7 separate regions of the Mus musculus genome follow, and regions 2, 3, 4, 5, 6 and 7 are each linked to region 1. A link is a loop called in an ENCODE intact Hi-C map of the cell type or tissue named here. Cell type or tissue: heart. All regions are shown on one strand. Region 1 has its middle 14 kb from the start of Gm34628. Region 2 holds the start of Klf4 (Kruppel-like factor 4 (gut)). Region 3 has its middle 78 kb from the start of Gm12511. Region 4 has its middle 94 kb from the start of Gm42291. Region 5 has its middle 140 kb from the start of Gm12511. Region 6 has its middle 11 kb from the start of Gm22150. Region 7 has its middle 17 kb from the start of Klf4.

Region 1 (4,000 bases):
CAAGAAAAGACATATTTGATTTGAGTATTACTTATGAAGTCCCAAAGGAACAGAAGATGGAGCGGGGAGTTGGGGGAAATCTATTAAGGATGCGGCATGAGTTAATAACTCTGATGTCGAGAGAACCCAGAAACTGCTGGCACGTTCCCTGAGTGACAGTGTGGCAGAAGTAATGAGGAGTGAAAGTTGAACTCTTTCTTCCGTAGGATGAGACGGGGACAATGGATGCCTCTCCTCCCTTAGGGAGTATCAGAGAAAATTAACTATAAATATGCAGTGCTTGGTGTTTACATCTTGACTATCCTTTCACCTGCTGGGTAAAGTCATTGCGTTCTGACTTGTACCTACTGCCTGATTCCAAGACTTGTGGCTATTTTGCTGAGTGGGAAGCAAACGTCAGCTCTCTGCCCCCCTTATCCCTTTAGATAAGAATAGGTGGCTGGACCACTAAAGTCCAGGAGACTGATTTCTTGACCGAGATTCTCGATGTGCTATCTGGATCCCCCTGAGGTAGAATCACCTGGAAGCAGAAGATAAAAGCAGGAATTCCTGGCAGCCGTCCTGTGATCAGGACTCAGGATCTTTTCTCTGGGGCTCATTTCAGAAGTGGCTTTTAAGGTGAATCTCCACACGCTACAGTTGACCAAGACCCACTGGTGTTCTGAAGGAAGCTCAATGGACTTCCGAGACTCCATTCGAGTCTCCTTCACCAGATTCTTAGCTGTTTAAAACCAGTATAATCAATGAAAGTTAGAAAACCATGCTTGCCAGCAGCTTGCCTGGCCTTCCTTATAACATTAACTTAGGTTTTTAAAATAAATCGTAGAATGAGCAGGTAGGTATCTGTGGGTTTCTAGTTGCATGACTCTTTGAATGTCCAGCCCCAAGTGGAGCCTGCACTGGGCACTCTCATGAGGCCCCTTCCTTTGCAGATTCCTGGCTTGCCTTTTCCCTGGGCTTCTGGGATAGAGGCTACACTTTGGATCTTGGTGGGTAGAACATATCTTCCCACAGAATTCTCCAAATGATATTGGCTAAATTCCCCTGAAGAGACTCAAATAATCTCCTCTCAGGCTTCTGCTTTCAGTCAGTCCAGTGTCCTCTTCTCAGTGGGATATGAATTTTATTGCATCAAAGAGCTACCCGTTTCCAAGGGCATTTTGCTATCTTCACACATGTATTTAACACACACACACACACACACACACACACACACACACACACACACACATTTATTTCTACAACTTTGTTTACAGCAAATTGACACACTAGTGGTTTCACTAATTTAAAGATTTCCTGGTGATGTCAAAGGCCAAAGAATTCCCTTTATCTTCTGATGAATAACTGCTACCTTGGGAAATGAAATGACATGTCCAAAGTGGGGTGTCTGACCCGTGGCTGAGCCAGGGGTGTCACATGTGGATTTTGTAGCCTGCAAAGCTATCTTTCTAATCCTATGTGTCTGGGTTCATTCCTAACTTGAGCTCTGGGCAAATACAATCATGGAATTGTAAACACGGCAGGAGAAGAATCACTGGATACTTTGCAAGTAGTGGCCATCCAAGCAGTGCAAAGGATTGAAAGTCTTGCACCCAATCCAGTGTCTCTCAGTAAGCCGGGGCAGCTGACTTGGATAATTCTCTTAGAGTCACGCTAGATGGCAGTGTTTTAACGTCAACAGGAAAAGGGCTTGGGCTGCTGTTTTGAAGAATAGCCTGGGACAGCCATAGCAAAAGGCTTGACAAGGGCATCCCCTTGGAGCTCAGGTTCTAGAACAATGGATTCAGGTCTCTGTTGTGACTTGAGGCTTCAGCTTGGAGCAGGGCCAGAGTCTGGTTATGTAATAAGTGAGACCATAGCTCTCCGTCACTGACGATGAGAACCACCTGCCGTTCAGACTCACAAGGTTCAGAGTCGGGCGCAAACATCCCTGCTTTATCAACAATCCCTGTGTGCCCCAGTGTCCTGAGATTCCTCAGAGTCTTTGTCCAGTGAGGGTGTCCGCCCTGGGTTGCCGGACCCTGGTGTGAAGTAGTGCACTGTGATTGCTGCTGATGACATGAGGCAGGTGCTGAGGATGCACATGCGAACAAACCGCGATTGGGAAGCCCCAGATCCAAGGGGAGGCAGTATTTGAAATCCTAAATAAGGCTCAGAGACGTCAGAAGTGTTGCTGCAGCTCAGTCCCTGCTCTGTCCTGCGTAGCCTCGAGCATGGAGCTAGTCACTTACTCCATGACTCATTCATTAATGGGCTTTGATGAGATTTTTCACTTGGAAAGTGAGGACCATGGAAACAGTCCCTCCAAGGAGCTGCACAGTTACACTTCTGTGGACAGCATCCTTTCTCAGTCAGGTTCTGTTTTCCTATCTGCTAGATGAGGTTAGTCTCACTTGGCCTGGAATCTATCATTTCGTGTTGGACGGGGGTGGGGTGGGGCTGCTTTTGCTGGGAGGTCGAATGGTTTTCACTAGTCAAGGGTATCATCAAAAGCCAACAAACTAGTTTTTTGATAACGAATCCTATGAAACTAGTTACAAGGCTATGGACTTTGTTCCAGATGCTCAGAGACAGCTGGAGGGTATCGGCGAGCTTCAGAGAAAGCCCCATGTTTTGTCCTCATCCTCTCATCTCTAGATCACCACTTTAATCCACCACTAGAATTTCTCAGAAGCGTAGAGGACCTCTAGAAGGTTGTTCCATCCTCTGTTTCTGCAGGGCCACAGGGCATGCTCAGGAGTAGGAGGGATCCTCACTGGCAGCCTGCGATCCCTGACATGCAGTGTGTGTGCCGAGGGAAGAGTTAAGGGGCACACGCCGGCTCTTACTCATCTTGCTCATTTTAATACCTGGCTTAGGGCCTGGTTCAGAGTAGGTGTGAGCAAATGTTTGTTGAATTAAGTTTCTGTAGTTTAAAGAATTAGCTTTGATGCTATTTGCGTCTTACAGACAGAAAATTTTGAAATAGATCATGGTTTTTTCTTTGAATTGCCTGCTATGAAGCTCAAAGGTAAATTAGTGGGCCATCTCTAGCAAATAACTAAAATATAGACTTGATTTCCTCTCTCTCTCTCTCTCTCTCTCTCTCTCTCTCTCTCTCTCTCTCCCTCTCCCCCTCTCCCTCTCCCTTTCCCCCTCCCTCTCCCCCTCCCTCTCCCCCTCCCTCTCCCTCTCCTTCTCTCCCTCTCCCTCCCTCCTTCCCTGTCTCCCTTCCTCCCTCTTTCTCTATGTGTGCATGTGTGTACCTGTGTGTGTGTGTGTGTGTGTGTGTGTGTGTGTGCACGTGCTTGTGTGCGAGTGTGTGCCTACCTGGTGTCACCTTGTTTTTCTTAAGGCTGATATTCATGGTACTGAATTATTAAACCTGCCTCAAATTCTTTTAGAACAAGGAACAACTCACTCATTAAATCTGAGGCAATATCTGGGACAATTCCTGGTATATAACAGAAGGTCAAAATAGTTATTTAATAGTGAACAAATTAACGGCATTTTTATCTGAATCTTAAGTTTGAACTTCATTTTTTTTTTTAAATATCAATCAGCCTCAGACTCACATTCTTTTAAAACAAACAGAGGTCAGTGGAAAATCATACTGGGAAATGGATGCAGCTGGACAGAGCGACTGTTGTAAGATCACGCACAGATCCAGTGGCTCTAAGGTAGTGCCTCCTTGTGGTTTTCCTTCTGATTTACCTACCACAGTTTTCATTACTCCCAAATCCTTCCTCTGAAGGAAGGGAGACAGAGAGAGACAGAGAGAGAGAGAGAGAGAGAGAGAGAGAGAGAGAGAGAGAGAGAGAGAGAGAGAGAGAGAGAGAGAGAAACATTTATCAAGAGAGCAATGTCGCCCACACCGATGGACCTGCCGCCATCCTATTCATTTGTTCTCCTTTGCTGTCACAGTGGCAGCTCATCTGATGAGCCACAGGGTGATCTTCTTCCTAAAATTCATGCGGAGGAACAGTGAGACAGTGCTGGTCGCTCCATTCATCAGATAACC
Region 2 (4,000 bases), 960 kb after region 1:
CGTGCGCGGAGTTTGTTTATTTAGCTACCATGGCAACGCGCAGTGGGGGCTGCGGGAAGGCGGGGAGAAGAAAGGCAGGGGGCGGGGCCTGGCGGCGGAGCCCCGCGCGCCGCCACAGGGAGGAGGCGGGGAGCAAGCGAGCGAGAAGTTATAAGTAAGAAGCGCGCGGCGGCCGCCGGCAGTTCCCCGGCCAAGAGAGCGAGCGCGGCTCCGGGCGCGCGGGGAGCAGAGGCGGTGGCGGGCGGCGGCGGCACCCGGAGCCGCCGAGTGCCCCTCCCCGCCCCTCCAGCCCCCCACCCAGCAACCCGCCCGTGACCCGCGCCCATGGCCGCGCGCACCCGGCACAGTCCCCAGGACTCCGCACCCCGCGCCACCGCCCAGCTCGCAGTTCCGCGCCACCGCGGCCATTCTCACCTGGCGGCGCCGCCCGCCCACCGCCCGGACCACAGCCCCCGCGCCGCCGACAGCCACAGTGGCCGCGACAACGGTGGGGGACACTGCTGAGTCCAAGAGCGTGCAGCCTGGCCATCGGACCTACTTATCTGCCTTGCTGATTGTCTATTTTTATAAGAGTTTACAACTTTTCTAAGAATTTTTGTATACAAAGGAACTTTTTTAAAGACATCGCCGGTTTATATTGAATCCAAAGAAGAAGGATCTCGGGCAATCTGGGGGTTTTGGTTTGAGGTTTTGTTTCTAAAGTTTTTAATCTTCGTTGACTTTGGGGCTCAGGTACCCCTCTCTCTTCTTCGGACTCCGGAGGACCTTCTGGGCCCCCACATTAATGAGGTAGGTGAGATGTTGGACTTGGGAACAGAAAGGGGTGAGGATTGGAGGGAAGCTTCGGAGCAGTGGCCAGGGTGTCCCCTGACTCCTGGTCCCTGTGCGCCCCGCCCGGCCCGCAGGCAGCCACCTGGCGAGTCTGACATGGCTGTCAGCGACGCTCTGCTCCCGTCCTTCTCCACGTTCGCGTCCGGCCCGGCGGGAAGGGAGAAGACACTGCGTCCAGCAGGTGCCCCGACTAACGTGAGTGTCGCGCTAGTGCCCTGTAGATTTCTGCAGATGGGGTGGGGTGTATGGGCGGAATCCGGGGGTCACCAAGAGTCCTTGGTTAGGACAAGGATTGCCCTCCATTGGAACTCTACAGCCTTCCGAGGTGGCTCCTCGGCCCTTGAGTCGGCCTTAAGTGCGTGTGGTCCCGGCACTGCGGTACCGCCAGGGGCGCACAGCGGTTCCCCACTAGTCTTCGGGCGTCCGGACCGTGGGGTGGGCGCACTCAGTCCACTATATTTTAGGTGGACAAGTCTCGAGACCCTTTGGGCCGGAGTGATCGTAGCGCGTGGGCGACCCGGTGGCTATGGTGCATGGGGAGAAAGCCACCGTGTCCCAGTGTCCCAATTCCGTGGGCGGCTGGAGCGTCCCGCGGATCTGGCGGGGAAGAGGACTGGGCTGGTGGAGCGACGGCACTAGCTTGCAGGAGAACGAACGCGCCACCTCTTACCTTGGTGTTAGCTGAGATTGCAGTGTGGCCCCTGGAGTCCCCGAGGCTGCCTTCCTGTTCTGTCCAGTTCCTATAGCAGGGTGTTGGTGTGCTTCACCCAACAAGTCAATATTAGGGGTGGCAACAGGGTGCTACAATTAACAGTTTCTCTCTCCCTCCCTGTTCTTGCAGCGTTGGCGTGAGGAACTCTCTCACATGAAGCGACTTCCCCCACTTCCCGGCCGCCCCTACGACCTGGCGGCGACGGTGGCCACAGACCTGGAGAGTGGCGGAGCTGGTGCAGCTTGCAGCAGTAACAACCCGGCCCTCCTAGCCCGGAGGGAGACCGAGGAGTTCAACGACCTCCTGGACCTAGACTTTATCCTTTCCAACTCGCTAACCCACCAGGAATCGGTGGCCGCCACCGTGACCACCTCGGCGTCAGCTTCATCCTCGTCTTCCCCGGCGAGCAGCGGCCCTGCCAGCGCGCCCTCCACCTGCAGCTTCAGCTATCCGATCCGGGCCGGGGGTGACCCGGGCGTGGCTGCCAGCAACACAGGTGGAGGGCTCCTCTACAGCCGAGAATCTGCGCCACCTCCCACGGCCCCCTTCAACCTGGCGGACATCAATGACGTGAGCCCCTCGGGCGGCTTCGTGGCTGAGCTCCTGCGGCCGGAGTTGGACCCAGTATACATTCCGCCACAGCAGCCTCAGCCGCCAGGTGGCGGGCTGATGGGCAAGTTTGTGCTGAAGGCGTCTCTGACCACCCCTGGCAGCGAGTACAGCAGCCCTTCGGTCATCAGTGTTAGCAAAGGAAGCCCAGACGGCAGCCACCCCGTGGTAGTGGCGCCCTACAGCGGTGGCCCGCCGCGCATGTGCCCCAAGATTAAGCAAGAGGCGGTCCCGTCCTGCACGGTCAGCCGGTCCCTAGAGGCCCATTTGAGCGCTGGACCCCAGCTCAGCAACGGCCACCGGCCCAACACACACGACTTCCCCCTGGGGCGGCAGCTCCCCACCAGGACTACCCCTACACTGAGTCCCGAGGAACTGCTGAACAGCAGGGACTGTCACCCTGGCCTGCCTCTTCCCCCAGGATTCCATCCCCATCCGGGGCCCAACTACCCTCCTTTCCTGCCAGACCAGATGCAGTCACAAGTCCCCTCTCTCCATTATCAAGGTTAGTGGGGGGAAGGGACTGGCTGGTAGAGATGGCGCTGGGAGCTTTGTTTCTGGGGATCTTGAGACTATCCAGATTGAAGTTGACCCCACTTTCTTTACCCCCCCCCCTCCCAGAGCTCATGCCACCGGGTTCCTGCCTGCCAGAGGAGCCCAAGCCAAAGAGGGGAAGAAGGTCGTGGCCCCGGAAAAGAACAGCCACCCACACTTGTGACTATGCAGGCTGTGGCAAAACCTATACCAAGAGTTCTCATCTCAAGGCACACCTGCGAACTCACACAGGTAAGGGAACCAGCACTGTGGAGGAGGGTTGGTGCCTGTCTGCTCCGTAGGCTGGCTGTGGGCTCCTTAGGGCTTTCTTGGGTGCTGGGGTGTATCTCTTCTCCATCTCCTGGATCACAGAGGAGGGCAGCAAACAGGCGCCTATGGTTTTGCCCAGAAGCCTTTTGCTTGATGGATGCTATCTGCTGCCTGAATGTGCAGTTTCTCATTGGGCCTTTAAAAGATAGGGAGTTTCCTGTGTGTGCCTGCCCCTCCTAGCCTGGTAATCAAGAAGTTATACTTTGCAATGCAAAACTGTGGCGGTATCTTTAAAAGAAAAGTTTTAAATTTTCTAGATTATTTTCATTGTTGTCTCCTCCTCCTCTTAGATCTACCTACCCTTGACTCTATTCTGGTCTTTAGAATAATTAGATCGTATTTACGTTTGAAGAATTTAATGGTTCCCATTGCAGGGATTCTGGTGTAAAACTGTCCCTGCAAGCTGGGTAGGGTGACACTCAACTTTGGAGTTACAAATACCAAAGTTGAAAGAATCCTGTTGATTCAAGACCGATCTGGTCAAGAACCCGAGTCTCGAAATAACAAAGAACGCACAGGTAGTCTTTTAGTGGGTAGAGTCTTCCAGATGCATTTATGAAAACAGCCAGAACGGCTCTGCTGGAGAAATTAGCCACGGGTGGCATTCTGGACCCAGCGTAATGGCATGGGATCCTTTGGGTTTCAACAGAGCCAACTTCTTTTTTTTTTTTTTCCATTTTTTATTAAGTATTTAGCTCATTTACATTTCCAATGCTATACCAAAAGTCCCCCATACCCACCCACCCCCACTCCCCTACCCGCCCACTCCCCCTTTTTGGCCCTGGCGTTCCCCTGTACTGGGGCATATAAAGTTTGCCTGTCCAATGGGCCTCTCTTTCCAGTGATGGCCGACTAGGCCATCTTTTGATATATATGCAACTAGAGACAAGAGCTCCAGGGTACTGGTTAGTTCATAATGTTGTTCCACCTATAGGATTGCAGATCCCTTTAGCAGAGCCAACTTCTAATCCAGTCCATTTCCAG
Region 3 (4,000 bases), 840 kb after region 1:
AGTTCTAAGAGAATGTAAGAAGAAACCGAAGAGACTCGGACAACAGAGCTAAACTTTTATTTATCCCCCTCCTGCTTGATTTGAGTAGGATCTGTTAGTCCAAAAGTAGTAACAGGATACAAGGAGGGAGGAGGGGAGGCGAGATGCTTTAGACATGGAAATTGACGTCTTTCCCCTTCTTTTTAGTTCAAAATCAAAAAGGGAATTCAAGGAGAAGAGACTAGAGCGGGTGGGGGGGGGGGGGGGGGAAGAGAGGAGAAGAGAGCGAGGAAGAGAGGAGCCCGGAGTCGTCCGCAGTCCGCGGGCTTCCTACCCGCAGAGCCAGGACCGAAAGCGCTTTTCCGCAGCCGCCGCGGGCTCGGAGCTTTTAAGGGTTTCTAATCCTGGAAGGCTGTCTGACATCACCCCGTTTCTTGTCGGCTGATGTTTCGTACAAGCCTCTCATTTCCTCAGCGATCTCGGAGCCGCCAATTACTGCCCCGATCTGGTGTTTATGTTTGCCCGGTCCTGCGCCTGGCCCCGCGCCCGCCCGCGAGCCTGCGCTTCCCTGGCCGCGCGGCCCGAGGGGGTGGGTGGGGGGCCCTGGCCCGCGCACCCCAGCGCAAGGGAGGGGTCCCCCTTCATTTTTTTTCATTGACTTCAGCACCATGTGATCAGGAAGTCTGGCCTCCCTCCATTTCCCCTCCCGACTGAAGGGAAACATTGTGTAGCAGCCTGCCGCGGCCACTGGTGGGATGGCCTTCGCTGGCCTGACGTAGGGGGATAAAAATAACCGGCATATTTAAGGCCGGAGCAGGAATCCCGGCGCTCACACGCGGCCTGGTCAGTTCCCGACGCCGCCAGCAGCGCTCTGCGCAGCATCCTAGCTGCTGCGCCAGCCAGCTCGGGAGTGCCTGCACCGCACATCTTGCCCTTGACCTGGGGACCCAGGCCTTGGAGAGGCACCTCGCAGAGCCCTACCCTCTCCATCCTCGGCGGCCTTGCGTTCTGTGTGCTGCCTCCCTAGAGATGAGAAAGGAAAATGCACATCAGGATGGCCTCAGAGAAAGTGGCCAAGAAGCCTGATGCTCCCAAGGTTAATACAGCCTTTGTCTCAGGGGAAGGTGACAACAAGCTGCCACTCCAAAAGCTGCATGCCTCCAGCCAGGCTCAAATCAAGTCCCTTCTACACCTCCCTTTTATACTGGAACTGCGTGTTTCGAAGATTTACAAACATGTGGGAGAGCGAAAAAACAAAGCAGCAGCATTTATCAAGGCCAACTTCATCAAATAAAACAGAAAAGATCCACCATCATCACTACGCCCCTAGAATACCTAGTAGTCTGAAATAATATGATTTCCCAGTAACTTGTCCAGCTGTTGCCCACCCCACCCCACCCTACCCCACCCCCAGCCAGAACACTCAGGCTGCCCCCTACAGCCCTTCACTGGGGCCGCCAGCTATGCAGGGACCCAGAAAACAGAAAAGGAGGAATATTCCTTGTGCCTAGATGTGGAAGCCCTCATATCCCACAAGCACCCTCCCTCCCTGTGAATCTGTCTGCAGCTGGCATTCTCCTGCTCATGCCCTCGGGTAAACCTAGTGCCCTGTACAAGAATTTCGGACCTCTTATTTTTACACAAAGGGAAACTGAGGCTGGGCGAGGTGAGTCAATGTGCTGATAGGACTTTCTGCACCATCTCCGTTCAGTTGCATCATCCATGCCGTGGCGATTTCTCACTTCGTGGAAGGAAGCCAACTCAGTTCTGCTGCCCCTCCTCCTCAGCTCCAATCCAGCCCAGCAGAGGTGAGTTCTCTGACCTGTGGAAACCTCACCTCTGCTCCATACACAAGTTTTTACTCCCAATTAAAAATGAGAAGTCTCCCTGTCTTCCGTTGTCTAAAGTAACAAGATATTCCAAAATTTCTGGCACAGTGACTCTCCTAAAAAGCCAAATGTTATGAGGAAAAGGAACGGACACCCTCCCTCCCTCCCTCCCTCCTTCCCTCCCTCTCCACTTTTTGGTATTACAGGGATGACAAATATCTATTTGTCCGGGTGGACGAGGCAAAGAAGTATTCCCTAAGAAAGACTGAGATTTAACCACCTCAGAGGAGGAGACTCCAAGGATAGATGTGACTTGGCTGATTCTGCAGCTCCCAGCACACTGACTGACAATTGCTGTTCTTGACCCATAATAATTAGACTGAATGGATAGAAGGGATGAGGGAAGCCAGGTACAGCAGATCAACCGAGGTACATCAGAAATGTGTGGTCTGGTCAAAGCTTTAGTGACTAGTGATAGTCACATTACCATATCCCTGGAAGGTAGATGCCATTGTCCCCGCTGTGAGTGTACAGAAAGTGCCACAATATGAAAGTCTGAGCACAGCATTTGAACCCAGACAGCTTACTTCCAGAAGCTGTGTTCTTAACTACTAGGCTAAATTCCAAAAAGCTGAGATGTCAGAGAAGCACCCACCCTTCCCTAGGCACCTCCTTGGTTCCATGAGGCTGAGTCCTGAAGAAGAAAAGGCTTTGTCTCTCAAGGCCCCAGGTCTCAGAGAGAGAAGCTTGAACACACAACTGGACTACAAGTACCTCACAGGCAGACATGGCACACCCTCTTCTCAGTTACCCTACATCGCTGACACAAATGTCTGTTGAAATGGTTACTCCTTACAGAAGCCAACCTCTGGACCATCAGCCATCTTCCCTATTTGCATCGAATGTAGCTAATGACTATGACATCAATCAAGCCTACCTAGCTGCTTTTCCTCTGGCCTGAGAATATCTGAGGACAGAAATAGTGACTGGCCTGGTCAGTATGGGGACAGTGGCCACTCACTTAATATTGATAATGGATGCACACAACGCATTAGCCCTTCACTGCCCTCCTTATCGATCAGTATAGGCCCCTGGTGACCATCACTCTGACTTTCAGTGTCTCAGCACCTCATCTGCTGCCCCACAGAATTTGCCACAGATGTTTTTTGACTTCCTTCTTCTTTCCCATAAACTCACGAATGCAGAAACCACCTCGATTTGCCTACCACAGTACACCCCACTTGGATTAAAGTGCCCCACACATTGTGACGCTCAGTAAACACTTAAGAAGTCGATGAGCAAACGAATGAGCAAGTGAATGAAGGAGTATGCAAATGCATGAATGGATGAATGGATCAACATTGCGTGAAGCAAGCCTTATCTCTTCATTTACAATAAGTCTATTCCAAAAGTCAGTCGGGACTATGGAAAGCCACTGAAATAATGCCACTGCCCACGTTATATTCATAAAGTAAGTGCTTTTTGTTTGTGACCACTCCAAATCCAAGACTCATCCATATTGAAGATAAAAAAAACGACATAAAAGGGGGTCATTGAATGAGGCCCTTCTTCTCGTACAATGTGGGCTCCAGTGGCCACTATCGTTAGAGCTACACACAGACTCTCTTTATGCCTCTCTGTTTTCATTAGCTCGGGTAACTTGCCAACGAGTGATCCTTTGGGGCTGAAATTTTCCATGCTGGGTCTTGGCAAAAGGTGAATTTTGGGGAAAAGTTTGAATAAAATCCCTTCAGCCATTTTTTTTTTTTGGTTTGATGAGGATTAAAAAAAATACATTTTTTCCCTCGCCTTTAATTGAAGACATTTTTAGGCCACAGGAAATGCCAGTTCAGTTGAACTTTGAAAAAAAATGGAACTGAGATCTAAACCCACCTAAGGAAACAGGGGAGATCATTTGGGACTCAAGAAATTTTTTTAATTAAAAAAAAAAGTCCAAAAATGTCCTTTAAAACTGTGTTGCAGCAGCTTTAGCACCCATGGTATCTGCTCTCAGAGCCTGGGCTGTATAAGTCTCTCCGTTATTTTAGCAGATCACAAAGGCTCGAGCCATTTAGAAGGGTTATAAAGCTTGGATTTCAGCTCCTCTGCCGTGACATATGATAGCACTTCTCGCTTGCTTTTGTCTCAAGAATCTTTCTGTACCAGGAATATATGGTTTGAACAATCGCCTC
Region 4 (4,000 bases), 270 kb after region 1:
AGCCTCTTTGGTTAATATTACAGTTTAGGAGAAGAAGTTCGACAGCTTTTCTCAGGTTGAAAAGAAAACAAAACAGAACGATTTAGTTTGTCCAGCTGCTGTGCTGAGTTACCTTAAAGGCTCAGGTGGTGACAGCAGCGTGTTCAATGACCTGGATTTATTTATTGCCTATTTTTATTGTTACAACCTGGCCATTCAGTGTCTGGCTCTCAGGGTGACCTGTGGACATAATAAGAATCCATCCCAAAGGAAATATTCTCAGTCAACCAGCCTGGTTACTCTACATGGAAATCAGTTGAGAAGAACTAAAACTCTATCTTTGCTTTTCAGACCGCACTGGGGTCGTGTCTACTTTGGTATTTTCCTGTGTGGAAGCCTCAGCGGAGTTCTGTTCCTTCAGGATTCTACCTCCATGCCATGTTGACTCTGAAGGGAAGTTGAAAGCAGTCTGTCAAGGTCAGTGGTACACTTGTCAGCCATTAGTCTGGGACAGGGTAAGAAAAGAAGTGCTTGATTGGCAATGCTTGGTTATATTTTGGTGGAAGTACTTTTGTGATAGTGTATTTCAAACTCCCAACATGTGAATGTATTTGCAGAGTTCCTGGAAATATGAACTCTGCCTCCACAAGCCTTCTCTGTCAGTCTCTGGCACACCTCTGAAGCTCTTTGAAGAGAGAGAGAGGACTAGAGTTGGGAGAGGTGGTTAATTCTGCTAAAAATACCAGACTCTCGGGAGCGGGGGAGATACAGTGTTTATAAAGCAAAACATGAGGTCCTGCGTTTGATCCCCAGACCCCACATGGCCATGGTTGTTTCTTTGTAACCCCAGCAAAGGGGAAGCAGCAGTGATAGATTCCTGGGACTTGCTGGTCAGCCAGTTTACCTATCTGGTAAATTCCAGGTTATTGAGCTATCCTGTCTGAAAATACTGGTGGACAGCATTCTTGACAGACAGCACCAATGTGGTTCATGTCATGTTGATTGTGTTGTTGTTCTGTTTTAGATAAAGCTTGTCCAGATTGAATATTCCCAATCTGTTAATGTTTAGCTTACAATACAGGACTCAACAGAAGTGTTCTTCCAGGTGGGGACCAATGTGTGTCTATGTGTGGGCGTGCATGCTCCACGTGGAACATGGAGAAACAACAAGATTCATGTAGAGCACTGGAAGAAGCCAGGCCAATTTAAACACAGGTCATCCTGGTCTTTGCTACAAATCTTGATGGGACTCTGAAGTCCTTTTCCAGATCCTTAGAATCTTTTTTTTCTCTGTTTTTATTAGGTATTTTCCTTGTTTACATTTCCAATGCTATCCCAAAAGTCCCCCATACCAACCCCCCCCCAATTTTGGCCCTGGCGTTCCCCTGTACTGGGGCATATAAAGTTTGCAAGTCCAAAGGGCCTCTCTTTCCAGTGATGGCTGACTAGGCCATCTTTTGATACATATGCAGCTAGAGACAAAAGCTCCGGGGTACTGGTTAGTTCATAATGTTGTTCCACCTATAGGGTTGCAGTTCCCTTTAGCTCCTTGGGTACTTTCTCTAGCTCCTCCATTGGGGGCCGTGTGACCCATCCAATAGCTGACCGTGAGCATCCACTTCTGAACTTAGAATCTTAATAAACAGGCTTGGAGAAGTGTTGAGAACAGGGAACCTGATGTGAGCTTAGCATTAGCATGTTCTGATAAAGCTACTGGAACAAAGTCAGGGCTGCTGGATGCCTTAGGGACTAGAGTCTATGACGACATGGGGCAACCACTAGGTGGGGCTGTGGCCGAGGGGACTCCAGGGTTTCTTTTATGTGGGTTCCAGTTTCTATTTCCTTATTCTCACTCTCTCCTTTTCTGTTCTTCTCTCTCCCTTGCTGCTTATCCTGTAGCTGTCTTAGCTGAAGAAGCCTGGGTTAGCCACCTCCTTGTGCACTGATCTCTACAGCTTGCTATAGCAGGGACCTGGGGCCTCAGCCTTCTCCTGTAGGCTGGGACACTGGGTGGAATGCTCAACTCTACTCTCCCCTGCAGTTTGTTTTGTTTTGTTGTTTTGTTTCGATTCGTTTCTTTTCTCTTCCAACATTCTCAGCTCCAGTCTTCAATCTGAAGATGGATAAATAAACAAATCGAAACTGAAATTGAACATTGGCCCCAAAGTGAGGACATCTGGGAGGCTTTTAGGGAAATGTACGTGCTTGCTGGGTTTCCGGTTACATATTTTATGTTGCCTGGTAACAGAGCTCACAGTTCACTTTCTGGCTTTCTTCTCCCCCATCCCCTGTTTATAGTGTAATTACTGCCGTGACTTCATAATCCCCCAGTGAACAGCTGTCAGGGGGGCCCAACTGCTGAATAAACAGGGCTATACAAGCTCTCCTCCACTGGCTGGTTTACTAAATAGATCAATATTTGGTTTGTAGGCAAAGAGATTAGGAGGTGGAAGTGTCTTTTGAAAAAGTCTGCTGGCTTCCCAGGGCCTCCCAGCACACCTGAGAATGTGGGAAAGAAAAACCAAGTTCATGGAGGGAAAAAAAAAAGGCCCATCCAAGCCTTTCACCTGCTGGAGACTTCCCAAGGAGCACTGTGTCTTTAGGAGGGCATCCTCTTCAGGAGGCATCTTAGGCTCTTAATTCTAAGTCCTAGAGAATTCTATTTTCTTCTTCCTCTACCTCCCTACCTCTCTTTCTGTCCTGGCCCGATCACATCCTCTTTAATCTTTCTAAATGGATATTATAGCCTCAGGGACTCCAAGAAGATTCAAGGATAAACAGGAGCTAAGCCCCTGAAATGCCAGGCTCCCTCCAATGCCATCTTCTCCGCACAAAAGCCCTGGTTAGAAATGCCATCAAGAGAGCAGCCTCTGAGGGTTCTTTGTCAAACTCAAGGTTTGTGTGACCCTCTGGGAAAGGGTTCTCTTGACCTTGATTTTTTTTTATGTGTAAGGAAAGGGCTGAAGGGCAGGGGGGCCCTGCCTGAAGTTTCTGGAGCCTTACAATCTAAACCTCTAGGCTGGCTGGCTCTAGGACCTGGGGCAAGTCCTTTGTGGATTTGTGCTCACACAGTCTGGGTCTAAAGGCTTCTTCCAGGTAGGAGTGAAGCAATGTCTAACTGAACAGAAGAGAGTTTACTGCAAAGGCCCAAAAGAGACTGGGAACTCCACAGAGTTGTCCTACCTTCCATGTGGAAAGGGGAGAGTTAACCTATTACTGTGATCATCAAAGGAGACAAAGGATGAATGGAATTTGCCTAGATTATGGTCTCTTTAAAACTAGCATTGTTTAATTTCTCCTGAAGCTAAAACCACAGTGAAGAAAGGCTTGGTTAAAAAATGGGACAGAAAGAGGAGATGCAGAGCTCCTTTTCTGTGTACAACTCCAGTAGATCCAACTTCACAAAGACAAAGGCACTGCACTAATTCAACTTGAGACTTAGCTATTCAGTGTCCTGGTGTTTCATCGTATTGTCTAGATACATTATGTCCCTATGTTGCAAATAATTGATGTTCAGAGGTCATCAAGACTGTTGTTGAGGGTCGGGCCATCTTTCAGATAAATATGTGCCCCCCCTCCTCCGATCTAGTTGTAAAATTTTTTGTGTTCCTTCTTCACCACAGAAGTGACTGATGACTGATGCACAACACATGGAAAGAGAAACGTCGACCCGATGGGTTGCTCCAGATTAATGACCTAGAGGTGGCAAGGGACGTTTACACGGCCTCTGATGCGCCCTTTGCTGTTGCCATGCAACAATATGTCACAGGCTGATTCACTCATCTCACTGAATAATGAAGTGTCTCTGCAGTAAAGAAAAACCTGAACTTGGCCTCTTTCTGTGGGACATGATGAGACTCCTCTGGACAAAATGTTACAAAAGGCCTAACCCTCCACCCATAATGGAAAGGGTAAGGGGCCAGGGTGGAGTGTCAGCAAGGTCGGTCCTAGACGCTCTCTAGAAACTCAATTTTTGCCTTTGTGCAAGGATGAATGGCAGAATCTGCTGGCTCAGGCTGCT
Region 5 (4,000 bases), 780 kb after region 1:
TGATGATTTAACTGTAAATGAATCTGAAACATACGGACTGAATTTCTCTGGAACTGCACACCAAAATTTTCATCTGATTAAAAATCTTGAGAGTCCATGTTGAAAAAAATCACAAGAAAAAAAAAGAAGAAGAAGAAGAAAAACAAAGTGGTAATTCAGTGGAGGAGGTCAAAGGAGCATGAAGAGAGAACAGCTGGTCTAGAAAGAACTCTCTCAACACCTCCCTGTCTAGGGTTAGTGAGTGCTTCCTCAGGGGCTGTAAATGTTCCCCACATCTTATGAGGGCACAGTGCTCCTAAGACTGACAGGCAGGCCTACCTATGCCAGAATGCTCAAAATCAGATGATAACTAAAGAGAAAACCTTATTCATATAGCCATTCATGTACCCACATACAAAGTGTATGTACAAGGTGTGTATATGTCAGATCGCATGCTTTCTTTATCAGAAGTATAAGTTTATATCCTAATTACAAATATAGTGATTCAGAGATATATTTAGGTAACATAAATACAGAGCATCACTACTCTCTCGGGAAAAGACATAGATAGATAGATAGATAGATAGATAGATAGATAGATAGATAGATAGAGAGATAGAGAGATAGAGATAGATAGATAGATAGATAGATAGATAGATAGATAGATAGATAGATGATGGATAGAATTTAAATGATACAACTATATGTCATATTTATTTTATAGAAGTATTGAAAATTGCATATATGCTATGTATTCTACATACTCATATTCTCAAACTAGTTGTGTTATTTTTGTTTTATGAGATAGTATCTCATGTCACCCAAGCTGGCCTCAAACTCACTCTGTAGCCAAGGATGACAATGAACTTTTAATCCTCCTGCCTCTACTTCCTAAGAACTAGGATTCCTGGCACGTGTCACTGCGCCTAGTTTACGTGATTCCAGAAATCAAACTTAGGTCTTTGTACATGCAACATAAACACCCCACCAACTGAGCTAACACCAGCTTACTGTCTGTTAATATATGCTAAATAGAGACATTTAATATGTGCAAATATAAAATAAAATATGCAAATATAAAACTACACTAGTCTTAAACAAAACACAAAAGGAATGGAAGTTTGTAGATCCGTGGGGGCTGAGTAAAACTGACCTAGCTCCAAATCTCTAATCTTAAGAGGAGGCTGAGGGTAACTATTCAGATTTTATGGAACTGTGCTTCTAGCGGCCCAGAGCCAATCCATCCAGCTCACAGTGGATAAGAACTCTCAGCATGTCTGAGCTGAATGCAGGAAGATGAAACCTGTCACCATGAAGAGCACACAGGTCACTGGCATCTTCACAGCTGGCATCTGCGAGCAAATCTTCTTAAGACACCCATTGCTGGTACCTTTGCGCCCCCCCCCCAGACTTCTTCCAGTGGACTTGAAGAGAAATCCTCCAACCAAATAAAAACAAAGGTCACTTTTGCCAAAGAAATTCCACCATCTCGGAAACTCTGAGGACAAGCTGGGAGCAGTGGAATAAAGTTATCCTAGTACCTGAGGGGTGGAATTGGGAGCTCGCAATCATTCCGATACATGGTGAACTTTAAGGGTAGCCTGGGCTATGAGAATATGTCTCAAAAAAAAATCAAAACAGCATACCCCTTAAAAAATAAAAAATAAAAAGAACGTCTTGCTGTGATCAATTATGAAGGTCCCAGAGGCTCAGCTGGCGAGCATGGTGGTAGTGGTGGTAACAGTGGTGGTTTTATTTTCTGTGTTCCTCTTTCCTCCCTAGTACATTCGACAATCCTTATCTGTTTTCTTTTCTTTCCTCTCCCAACCCCTCGGTGCTATTAGGAAATAGTTTTGGGAAACACTTGCTCAAAACACAACAGCAGAAAATGGGTGAGCAGCCAAAGCCTGTGAGAAGCAGCATTTGGTAGCTCTGAAGCCAATGACCACACTGGTACAGCCTGCGTCGTTCAGGGCTGCAGATGTCAGAGCCATGCATCCAGACACACACACACAGCCACAGCCTCCGTGCCAGTTCCCTCACCCCACCTAACACTGCTAAACACTGGCTTATGTGGAGAGGGAACATCATTCAGCCAGTGCCTTTATCTTCAAGTGCAGGTGGGGCCCTGTAGGCCACCATCCAGCTGTTAATAACTGTGGAAATCCCTTGACTGGGTCTCCATCCACTGGACTCCTCCCTGTATGTCACAAATGTCTGTCGTTTGGGTAAGCCCTGCCAGCCAAAGGGAAGAAGAATCCTTGCCAAGCTTGCAAGGGCATGGCTGTTGACTCTGCCAGGAATCTGCGAGTACTTCTGGCTCAAGGCAAGAGTTAACCCTTGACAAGGTTCAGGAAGTAAGGAAATCCATTGCCAGGAACAAGCACTGACTCAGGAGTTAGCATCAGTTCAAACCTCAGCCCTCAAGCAGAAGGGGCCGTGGGCAAGTGTTGCACTTTGGCTGTGGCTATTCACCTGAGAGGCAGATGGGATAACAATTGTAGTATTTTATAAATAAAGTATCAGGACAAGATGTGCTAAATAAGACAAGGATTTAGCACAGTGCATTAGCACAGTGAATTCTCAATGAATGGTAGTTATTGTTGTTGCTTAGTTGTTAAATCTAACTCACTAAAATAAACTAGAAAACCAATGTCATTCCCTTTTTTCCTGTTGTTACTTCAGAAATGTACTAACAACTACAAATATGCATGCATGTGCACGTGAGTACCTGCACACACAAATACACATATACATGGCCACAAATACATGCTCACACAAATAAAGACACTCAGACATACAAACACACACAGACACACACAAACACACAGACACATATATGCCTCTTCTGTTAAAATACCATTCGCATACTTGTTCACTATAGAGACGCCACCATAAGCCACTCTATACTGGTTTCCTTTGCTTACTACTACTTCTTTGACTCCGTTTTAACATTCAGCTAGCATTTGGATTTGAACGAGGAAAAAAAAGGCCCAGGCACCCACAGTCTTCACAGGACTTCAATGGACACCTCGCCGAAGAGGTTCTGATTTCGGGACCCTGCCAAGGATCTATGGAGGCATGGCCATTGTTGACGATATGCTTGAAGATAGATAAACTAATGGCAAGTGGAATATCAGCCAACGACTTTCTCGGAGGACATAACACTGCCCTGGAAACTGCTTCCTGGATGTCACTGCCCCTCTAGACCAAGCAGAGGTATGCTATCCAGCCAGAAGCACACAGTCACTCCGTCTTCATCATGGAGATATGTGAGTGCTGAGATCTGAGTTAGCACTCCTGAATCCAGAGTGTGTTCAGCTGTAGGTCAGCGGGTACAATGTCAGGCCTTGAGGTGATTAAAAAAAAAAAAATCCACCTCCCAGCCTTTCAACAAAAGGGGGGACCCAAAATGAGGGGACCTAAAACAGAAAGGGAAAGGCGACCTAAAGTTTCATAATTTATGCGCTGATCTAAATCCTCTCCGCACGCTCTCAAAAGGTTGATAATATTATCTTCACTGTCTAGCTGGGAATGCTGAAGCTCTGGGAAGGCAAGCAACATCCCCAGGACACCAGTAGAGTGATTCAGTTTCAAGAGTGGGAGCCAGGCATAACCGCACATGCTCATAATGCCAGCACATGGAGACACAGGCGGAAGGATTGTTACATTTTCAAGATTAGTCCAGTCTACAAGTAAGTTCCAGGTCTGCCAGGGCTACACGGGGACACTATCAAAGAGGAAGAAAAAAAAAAGCTAAAGATGAGAGTTGAACCAAGGTTTGCTGATGTACAAAGTCATCATGCTGGCTCTCTCTTGCACGCTCTGATGAAATAATTCAAAAGCCCCACTTCTCATCCAAGATGCAAATGAAATCAGAAATGGCTTCTTACTTCACTATCAATTGGCAGCAGTACTTCAGAGACATTGAGGTTCCTGAAGTGAAAAATCTCATCCATGGATTAACCAGAAAGGTCCTGCTTCCTTGAATACTGCATATCACTGCCAACAGCTCAGAGTG
Region 6 (4,000 bases), 1.0 Mb after region 1:
GAATGGCCTCTGCCTTTAAGGGGTACTGCCAGAGCCAAACATGCTCACAGGACATGAGTGGGCTTTTTTTTTTTTTTCAGTCTGTGGTCCACAGGAGGCCCCAAAACACATTACAAGAAATGGCTCTTCCTTCACCCCCACCCCACCTTCCCAATCAAGCCCCTCCCAGACCACCTCCTTTGATCTGTATATTTGAAATCTCCCTTCTGCTGATCCTAGGCCTGTTTTTAATTCTTCCTTTGCTCTCCTTCTTCCTTTCTTCTTTCTGTGTTAGGAATTGAACTCAGGCCCTCGGGCGTGCTAGATATGTGCTCTCTTCACAGCCTAGCCCTTTTTTCTGAGAGATGCGCTTATATAGCCAAGGCTAACCTTGGACAGGATATATGTCTAGGGATATCCTTGAAATACTGAACCTCCTGGCGTCACCTCACCTATGCTGAGGAAAGAGATAAGCCACCCTCAGCTTGGACTGAACTTCACATCCTCTTTTATAACTGGAGTCTTTCAAGATAAATACTTTATCAAGATAAATCTGGCCTAACAGCTTTGGACTCCTCTCCCCCAAATCCATGATTTTTTTTTTTCGAGACGGGGTTTCTCTGTATAGCCCTGACTGTCCTGGAACTCACTCTGTAGACCAGGCTGGCCTCGAACTCAGAGATCTGCCTGCCTCTGCCTCCCAAGTGCTGGGATTAAAGGCGTGTGCCACCACTGCCCGGCGATTTTTTTTTTTCCTGTCACAAAATCAAAAGTGAGCTTGCTCACAGAACCATTTTGTGGATTTCTACCTATCATATCCTGTGTTCCCTGGTTAGCTGGTCTGGGTCGTTGTGTTAGGGCTGTTTAAGGTAAGCTTGCTTGCAAAAGTGTGATCGAAGCTTTAGGGACATCACAGAAAGGTGGGTATGATAGCCCACCCACATAGCCCTCTCTTGCTGAAGGGTGGCTAAGGGAGAGTGAACCAGCCTGGCCCATTAGTCCCCTGGGAAGCAGCCAATTGCAGGTCCCTCTAGACTCTGGCACTTCTCTGTAATCCTGCAACTCCACACACGTTTAGGGAATGCTACTGCAAGGCACAGAGGTGTGGGCAGGGCAGAGGCAAGGCGCCATTGTGTACCTACTTCAGCTGGCGGAGCCTTGTTTTTGCTGTCATGACAATATTGCATCATGGAATGGGAAAGGCCCTTCCCTGATCTAAGCCATTATTATGTGGGTCCTATTCTGGCCACAGACACCACGTGGGTAGTCAGGCCTCCGCTGTTATTTCAGCCTCAGGGGTGAAAACATCCGAACAGTGGAATCTTTTTTGTTCCTGGCTCCAGTCTCGGAATGTACAGACTTCGGATTCACGGACTTCTCCACGAATCATCATCACCCCAAATAGAGGGCTCCCAAAGCACCTCTATTTTTTCTGCGTCTGGCTCACAGCTGGGATTCTCCCCCGCCCCCCTCCCCCCCATCCTATCAGTTGTTCAAGAAAACTATGGGAATCCAGGCGACCGCTGACAGCACAGCACAGACGGATTGAGTGATGGTGAAAGGAAGGTAGTGGTGGGAGCAAAGCCCCCAGGACTCCAGGAGAAAGTCCACAGAGGCATCTGAGCCAGCATGGCCCGTCCCGCCTGCGCCCCTCGTGGTGCTCGCTGGAACTGCAGGCTGGTATCATGGGTGACTGTGATGTGGCTCTGTCGCTGGCTTTGATGGGGCCGAGCGGGCCTCTTCAGAGGAATGCAGACCTGTCTGCACCCGAAAACCAAAACCGTGTCCAAGGGGCGGGGCTGAACGGCTGGAAGAGAGGCCTCACCTCACCTGGGCGGACGCCGCTTCTGGAATGAGACCTGGCCGAGTGGGCGCGGGAGGTGGCTCCAGGCCCGGGGCCAGCACGCAGCTTTCCCACGTGTGCACAAGCGGGCCTCCTCAGAACAGGTCCTGGGAAGCGACCAAGAGGCCTCTGAGGACGCCAGCATGTGGCTTTCCCGTCTGTGTGCCTCGACCCTCATGAGGGCAGAGAGCCCTAATAGGATTTGAAGGTCCAGACCTGAGAGGTTTCGATTCTAGAACCCTTTCTCCCAAACTCTGGCAATCACACCCACTCTGGTCTCATATTACTAGCCAATAGGCATCCATGATTAATGAGGACTTGACATGTGCTTCTAATCTGTACTATATGTTGGAGATATAACATGGGTGAGGGGGGAGTGTGATTGTTTGTTTGCTTTTGGTAGCAGGTATATGGAACTAGGGGCTCACGCGTGGTAGGCAAGCACTCTACCAGTAGGCTATATCCCCGGTTTTTTTTCTTAATTAGATATATTAAGACATGGTCTCATTATGTTGCCCAGATTGGCTTTGAACTCATCCTCCTGTCTCTGTTTCCCTAATACAAAAAAAAGAGGGAGAGAGATTAGAGACTATTCAGCAAAGCTCAATTTTATTAGTATTTTTGTTTGTTTCCTGTATTAAGAAAACACAAGTTAATTTTACTCATTTCCCTTTTTTCTTTTTACAGTGTACACTCTGAATGTTGAAAATGGCACCCGGATTTCTATAGAAAGCCTTAGAGTTCTCCGTTCTCTCAAAAAGCATGTTATTGGCCCCAGAGCCTTTGAACTTAATCTTCTATCTACAATGCTTTCAGTTCAGCAGTCTTCTCTTCTTCCTTGCTATTCAAATCACAAAGTTCACATACCCAGCTCCTTCCCTCTTTCCTCGTACCATCCATCCGGTTAAGGCAGGCTTGGCAGGTGGCAACCCTCTCTGTGTTCCTCCCCCAGTTTTACACTATAAACCCCCTGAGAGCAAGATTTTAAGGTTCCTGTTGGCTGAGCTCCCCTTGGTCCCCATGGGAAACATTTGTTGAATGGATACAGAAAGGCTCCTCCTAGGAGTGACTGCGTCAAACACAATCTACCACGAAGCCAAGACGTATGGTCTGGACACTACAGTTGTGGGTTGTGGGAGTGGAGAGGACATGAACACCAGTCGAACAGCCTTCCATTTTGCCAATATCCAACTGAACTTTGGAGTGGAGGGCTCACTCCATGACTAGAAGCGGTTCTTGTCTTGAGTTCTGTCTGTTCCGTGAGTTTGGAGAAGTGGCTGTCTGTCTCTCTCTGAGGCCCAGGGTCCCCTGAACGTTGATGTCTAAGGGCCCTTCCTGCCCAAATGTGAGGATTAGAGATTGTTTTTGAAGATTTAGGATCCTCCGGAGGGCAATTTACTCTGTGATGTGATCCTAAATCGCATAGCTGGCATTGTGAAGTCTCCATTAACTACCCAGCCAGAGTGCTCAGGGCTAGAAGTGTCCTGGTTAATTTAATTTCCTGGCTGAAGATCAACTACAGGGAGCATCCCTATTTGAAAATACAAATAGTATACGGATCCATTCACCAGCACTAAAAAGCTCCTTCACAGGACAGAAATTACCTATTCTTAGAAGATAATTTGGCATTGTTATCTCCTCCTGAGAATTAAAATAGAGCCCTGGGGCTGGGTGGGAGAGACCCTGTGAGAGTTTGCCTGGCTGTGTTGGCACAGCTGCGTGATTTTAAGGCAAGCATAGCTTCAGCCTGCAGTGGATCAGTTTTCTTGTGGGGGGAAACTGGGGTAACACGACACAGCCTCCGGGAGTGTGTCATCCCTTCATGTGGATGGAGGTCAATAATAAGAATCAAGTGTTTAGCACAGAGCCCAGTGTGTGGCAGATGCCTTCCACTTGCTGTTATCTGCAATGTCTCTGAGCAGCACAACGTGACACAGCCACACACCTAATTAAAGGAGGGTGAGTGCCAAGACAGGGCTAGCCTCTGGTCCTGGACTGCCTCCAACATGCTCGGAAGCCCCCATCCAAGCCGCTTTGCTCCTTGGTCTGTTTTCTCTTGGGTAAGTTGGAGCCTGACTAGTCCTCCATCCAACACAGAGAGGTTGGGAGCCCCTGAATTTTTCACATGCCTTGGAGGTTTTGTTAGGTTTGGTTTGGGGTTTGTTTGTTTGTTTGTTT
Region 7 (4,000 bases), 980 kb after region 1:
CTTTGGCCAACAGTGGGGCATTGGCTACGATAGTCCTAGTGTAACCTCAGAAGCAGCTACACACCATTCAAGTGATCAGCAATGAAGACAGGCCAGCATGTGTGGAGGCTTCCGTCCTAGCGTTCCCATGCTCAGCATTTTATGCATTTTTCTCATTCAGTCCCTGTGATAATCATGGGAGATTACAGTTCTTCTCATTCTGGGGCGGGGGGGGGGGGACAGACATGAGAACCTAGATGAGGCTGGACAACTGAAACAGAAGAAAAGCAATTGAGCAATGAAGTGATGGCTTCACTCTCTCCCCCCCTCTCTCTCTCTCGTCTCTCTGCATATTTATGGAGAATGTTCAAAACTTCATGGTTGAGGTGATTGTTCACACTAAGGACATTCCAGAAGGAATGCTGTCTAGGAGTTACTCTTTCCAGATTGTACTAAAAGAGCTTTGCTGCTTCGTCTTTAGCTCTTTACCCTGCTTGGTTTCCTCTTGATACTTATTTAAAACATATCAGGATTGTTTCTTCTATTTCTCTTCCATCACACAACACAGTGAAGACAATACCATGACATACTTCATCTGAAATCCCGGAATGACGACAGCACAGCCCATTCCACTTAGTGTGAAGACTCTGCAGTGGCCTTTCGGATGGAAAAGGACAGCCTGCCCGTTGCTCACGTCAGACCTACTCTACAGTAGATAGTTCTTTCAATGGCTAAGGAGAAGCCTATTGGAAATCTGCTTGGATAAACAAACCCGCATTGAGTCCAGAGGTAATCATTAATGTTTCAAGGGCTAACTCACTGGATGCCCTTTTCCCTCTGATGGCTTCCAAGCACCCCTGATGATGGGTTTCGGGAGATAAACTTTCCAGTCAGCAGACTCCAATTGAGAAGACAATGGATTGGAGATGCAGAGATTAACAGGAGTTTGGGTGATGAACGATTACTCCTATCTGGTCTGTGTGAAATGAAAGGAGCTTGCAGCATCCCCAGATAGGAGTTGTTTGGGTTTCAGGCCCATAATACCCTCCCTCTCTCCACAAAGGATTAGACCCTCTCTGAACAAAGCTAGAACAGAATCGTGTGGGTCGGCCAGACTCTGGGCCTTGACCTTGCTCTGCTGTTTCTGGTCACGTGCCACTTGTTTGGGATTTTGTTTTTCTGTGTTCTTCCGAAGGGCGACTTTCCCAGCGTCAAGAGCCTTTTCAAAGTCACAAGCGAATCATCCCTTAGTTCTTCCAGGCCGCTTTGGCAGGCTTTCTCTACCTTCCCCAAACAGGACCAAGCTCCTATATAAAATTCATAAAATTCTTGGCAGGAAAGAAACCCTCCCATTGGAATGAACAGATGTTGGGCGAGTAACTTTGCCATGATGAGTTGTTCCTAATACTGTAGGTCTAAAACGTGTGAGGATGTTAGCTTGTATTTTAATGAATGTCAACAAGTTCTGGGCAGTTCTTCCATCGCTATCTGTGGCACACACATAACAATCACACACCTGAATTTCTACAGAGTCCTTGGGGATTGGAAAGCTATGAAAAAGCGAAAATGGAAATCCAACGTGCATGCTGATGTATTATTATAAGCTAACTCTCAGAAACACCTTTCCTCTCTGCCCAGCACCTGGATGGTCTACGTGCTTCTCCTGAGGCAATTAGCTTTGGGGGAATCAGCAGAGACGACCAGGGTCCCCACCCCGGAGACTGGAGTGTCAGTTGCCTGGGCTTCTGCTGGCTGCAATGCAAGCCCAGAACCAGCCTATCCACTTTGGGATTCAAAGTCGGAAATAGGGTTCCCTGTGGGGTGGGATGCGGTGCGAGCCGCTCCGCTACAGCTGGCGGAGGAGACTTGGGACTGGACTGGAAAGCGGCGCATGCGCGACCCAGTGAGCATCGGGCTCCGCCTGGAGTCCCCGCTGAGGGCAGTTCTCGCTCTGCCGGAGCGCACCAACGTATTCCAGGTCCCCTGCCACGCCCGGAAGAACTCCTTAGCGTCCCTGTTCCTCTCCAAGAGGAGGTGGAATGGAAGATCGTAGGGTGTGGCTGGCGGAAGAGCCGATCGCCCAGAGTCCGCGACGCTCTTGGGCGGCCCCGGTGCCCGGGAGGCCTGAGGGCTTGAGCTGGAGGCGGGTGCGGCGCGGTCTGCAGCGCCTCCCGCCGGTCCTCTTGCAGTAACGCGGCCGCAGGAGGGAGAGCCTAGACCCAAGCCCTAGACTGACTCTTGTACGGGATTTCTCATTTTGACTCTCATCAGTACTTGGTTTGGGGCTCCTGAAACTTGATTCCCAGGCCTCTTCTTGGCGGATGAATACTGGGAGGTCGTACGATCATTTCAGAGAAGGAGTGGGTGGGCTGCAGACGAGGACAGGGTTCTGGGTTTGTTTCTTATCGTTTTGGTACCAAGGATTAAAGACAGGATTTTGTGCATGCTACGTAGGTCTTGGACAGCAGAGCTACAACCCCCCTCATTTACCTTCCCACAGAGAAGAAATCCGACTGCCCAGGTGGGATACTGTCACCTGTGGCTGTAAACTCAACTGTCTTCTCTCTGAACTTCATTTCCTCGTTGCAAAATAGTAATGATCTTATCTGCTTCCCAAGTAAGAAATGCAAAGCCCCTAGCTGTGACATCAGCTGTCAGGGCCCAAGAGCAACAGTACTACACACACACACACACACACACACACACACACACACACACACACACACACACAAAACAGGTGCAAAGAGAGACTTTACTCCTCACACAGTCAACCAGCAGATCCAGGGTCCTTTTTTGACAACACATAGCAGATGCTCAGCGGTCTATAGATCTTTGCCTGTGGCAGTCATGTTTGCTCACTCAGGCAGCTTGCAATGCAGAAAACTAGGTTTTTAAGTGGAGTTGGGGCGGTGGCTTATATGCTGCAGCTCCTGTAATAAGGTCAGAGTACAACTTAATTTTCCCCATTTCTTTCCTTATTTAGTGTGTGTGTGTCATCTCAGACAACGTGTGCTACTGTGTTCTCAGACACTTAAGAGGGAAGAAAGTACCCACTAAGCCACATCTCAGCCCATGTAGGAAGCTCGGACTACTGGGACCATGTGCTCTCATTTCTCCTTAACACCTCTCCCACACACATCTCACATTCTTTCTGAAGTGATCGTGTTAGAAAGTGTTAGTGTACACAGACTTACCAGTTGCCAGAGGTCTTTATCCTATAACTTCCCTTGGACCCAGTACAGCAGGCACATCTCTCAGGGTGAGTTACTAGTTCCCGCTGGAATGGAGCAGTGTGCAGATTTGGTGGATTGGGGAGAGCTTGCCTTCACGCCCTTTCCCAGACTTTGACTTTATCAGAGGATACCTCCTGGGACACCTGCCACTTGTGTGCTCTCGCTAAAGGTTGGCACTTTGCCTAGAGAGGGGGGAATGGGTCTTCTTGGACATGTTCTTTTTCAGTCCTGTTCTGGGGCATCTAATTCAACAGTCAGCGTGAACGGAGACAAGAGTCACCATGGAAATCTATTAGGAGTTTTTATGTGTTTGTTTGCTTCTGCTTCTTTTCTAAAAGGGTCTCACATACTCTGGACCTCACCCCCTCTTCTTTCACCTTCCAAATTCTGGGACTGTAGGCGTGTAAGGCACAGGCAAGTGAAGTGTAACCTCACCAGACTGATCTGTTGGGATTTTTTTTTAGGGGGGTCTGTTTTGTTTTGGGTTTTCTGGTGCTCTCTGTACCAGAAGTAAAGGGCTATGATGAGAAGGGCATTGGTACGGTGTTTGTAATTAGTCCTACTGAGTATGGTAGTCCGTGCTTGTTATCCCAACACTCAGGAGGTTGAAGCAGGAGGATTGAAAGTTAGAGGCCAGCATGGGCTGTTTCCCCAAGACTCTGTCACAAAAATTTTTTTTAAAGGCAAAACAGTTTAAACAAGAAGTATATGAGCACTGATGTAATAATATTCATTTTTAGCAAAGCAAAAATCCAAATATGGTATTTTTGTGGATTATGATAAGGTGT

Evidence for each region. Peaks named below come from ENCODE experiments on the same cell type or tissue, not always from the same donor. Only the 100,000 strongest peaks of a DNase experiment are listed, where the experiment ranks them.
Region 2: it touches region 1 in a loop (7-fold over the local background); 13 of 42 quality-filtered maps call a loop at or near these places.
Region 3: it touches region 1 in a loop (4-fold over the local background); 3 of 42 quality-filtered maps call a loop at or near these places.
Region 4: a loop joins it to region 1, with 2.4 times the contacts of the local background. A loop is called at or near these places in 6 of 42 quality-filtered maps.
Region 5: it touches region 1 in a loop (2.1-fold over the local background); 3 of 42 quality-filtered maps call a loop at or near these places.
Region 6: it touches region 1 in a loop (5-fold over the local background); 3 of 42 quality-filtered maps call a loop at or near these places.
Region 7: a loop joins it to region 1, with 6 times the contacts of the local background. A loop is called at or near these places in 28 of 42 quality-filtered maps.

What each region holds. Positions count from the first base shown.
Region 1 is chr4:56,490,805-56,494,804 of GRCm38, reverse strand. No RefSeq gene overlaps it. Among named protein-coding and RNA genes, the nearest start is that of Gm34628, 14 kb to the right of the region's middle. In heart, a CTCF peak has its summit at 1,654; DNase peaks (open chromatin) are centred at 1,704 and 2,074; H3K27me3 peaks cover 802 bases.
Region 2 is chr4:55,528,656-55,532,655 of GRCm38, reverse strand. It overlaps Klf4 (Kruppel-like factor 4 (gut)), which reads left to right and starts at 181. Exons shown (of 5, transcript NM_010637.3): 1 at 181-789; 2 at 906-1,026; 3 at 1,673-2,657; 4 at 2,774-2,938. The coding sequence starts at 785. In heart, CTCF peaks have their summits at 140, 1,211 and 2,226 (motif pointing right); DNase peaks (open chromatin) are centred at 85, 1,295, 1,595 and 2,245; H3K4me3 peaks cover 3,132 bases; H3K27ac peaks cover 2,973 bases.
Region 3 is chr4:55,648,022-55,652,021 of GRCm38, reverse strand. No RefSeq gene overlaps it. Among named protein-coding and RNA genes, the nearest start is that of Gm12511, 78 kb to the right of the region's middle. In heart, a CTCF peak has its summit at 832; DNase peaks (open chromatin) are centred at 621 and 1,551; H3K4me3 peaks cover 1,225 bases; H3K27ac peaks cover 1,701 bases.
Region 4 is chr4:56,220,419-56,224,418 of GRCm38, reverse strand. No RefSeq gene overlaps it. Among named protein-coding and RNA genes, the nearest start is that of Gm42291, 94 kb to the left of the region's middle. In heart, a CTCF peak has its summit at 1,757 (motif pointing right); DNase peaks (open chromatin) are centred at 1,758 and 2,248; H3K27ac peaks cover 490 bases.
Region 5 is chr4:55,714,488-55,718,487 of GRCm38, reverse strand. No RefSeq gene overlaps it. Among named protein-coding and RNA genes, the nearest start is that of Gm12511, 140 kb to the right of the region's middle. In heart, no CTCF peak of the experiment used is centred here; a DNase peak (open chromatin) is centred at 2,097.
Region 6 is chr4:55,478,284-55,482,283 of GRCm38, reverse strand. No RefSeq gene overlaps it. Among named protein-coding and RNA genes, the nearest start is that of Gm22150, 11 kb to the right of the region's middle. In heart, a CTCF peak has its summit at 1,647; a DNase peak (open chromatin) is centred at 1,703; H3K4me3 peaks cover 534 bases; H3K27ac peaks cover 690 bases.
Region 7 is chr4:55,512,987-55,516,986 of GRCm38, reverse strand. No RefSeq gene overlaps it. Among named protein-coding and RNA genes, the nearest start is that of Klf4, 17 kb to the left of the region's middle. In heart, no CTCF peak of the experiment used is centred here; a DNase peak (open chromatin) is centred at 1,976; H3K4me3 peaks cover 1,123 bases; H3K27ac peaks cover 652 bases; H3K27me3 peaks cover 1,235 bases.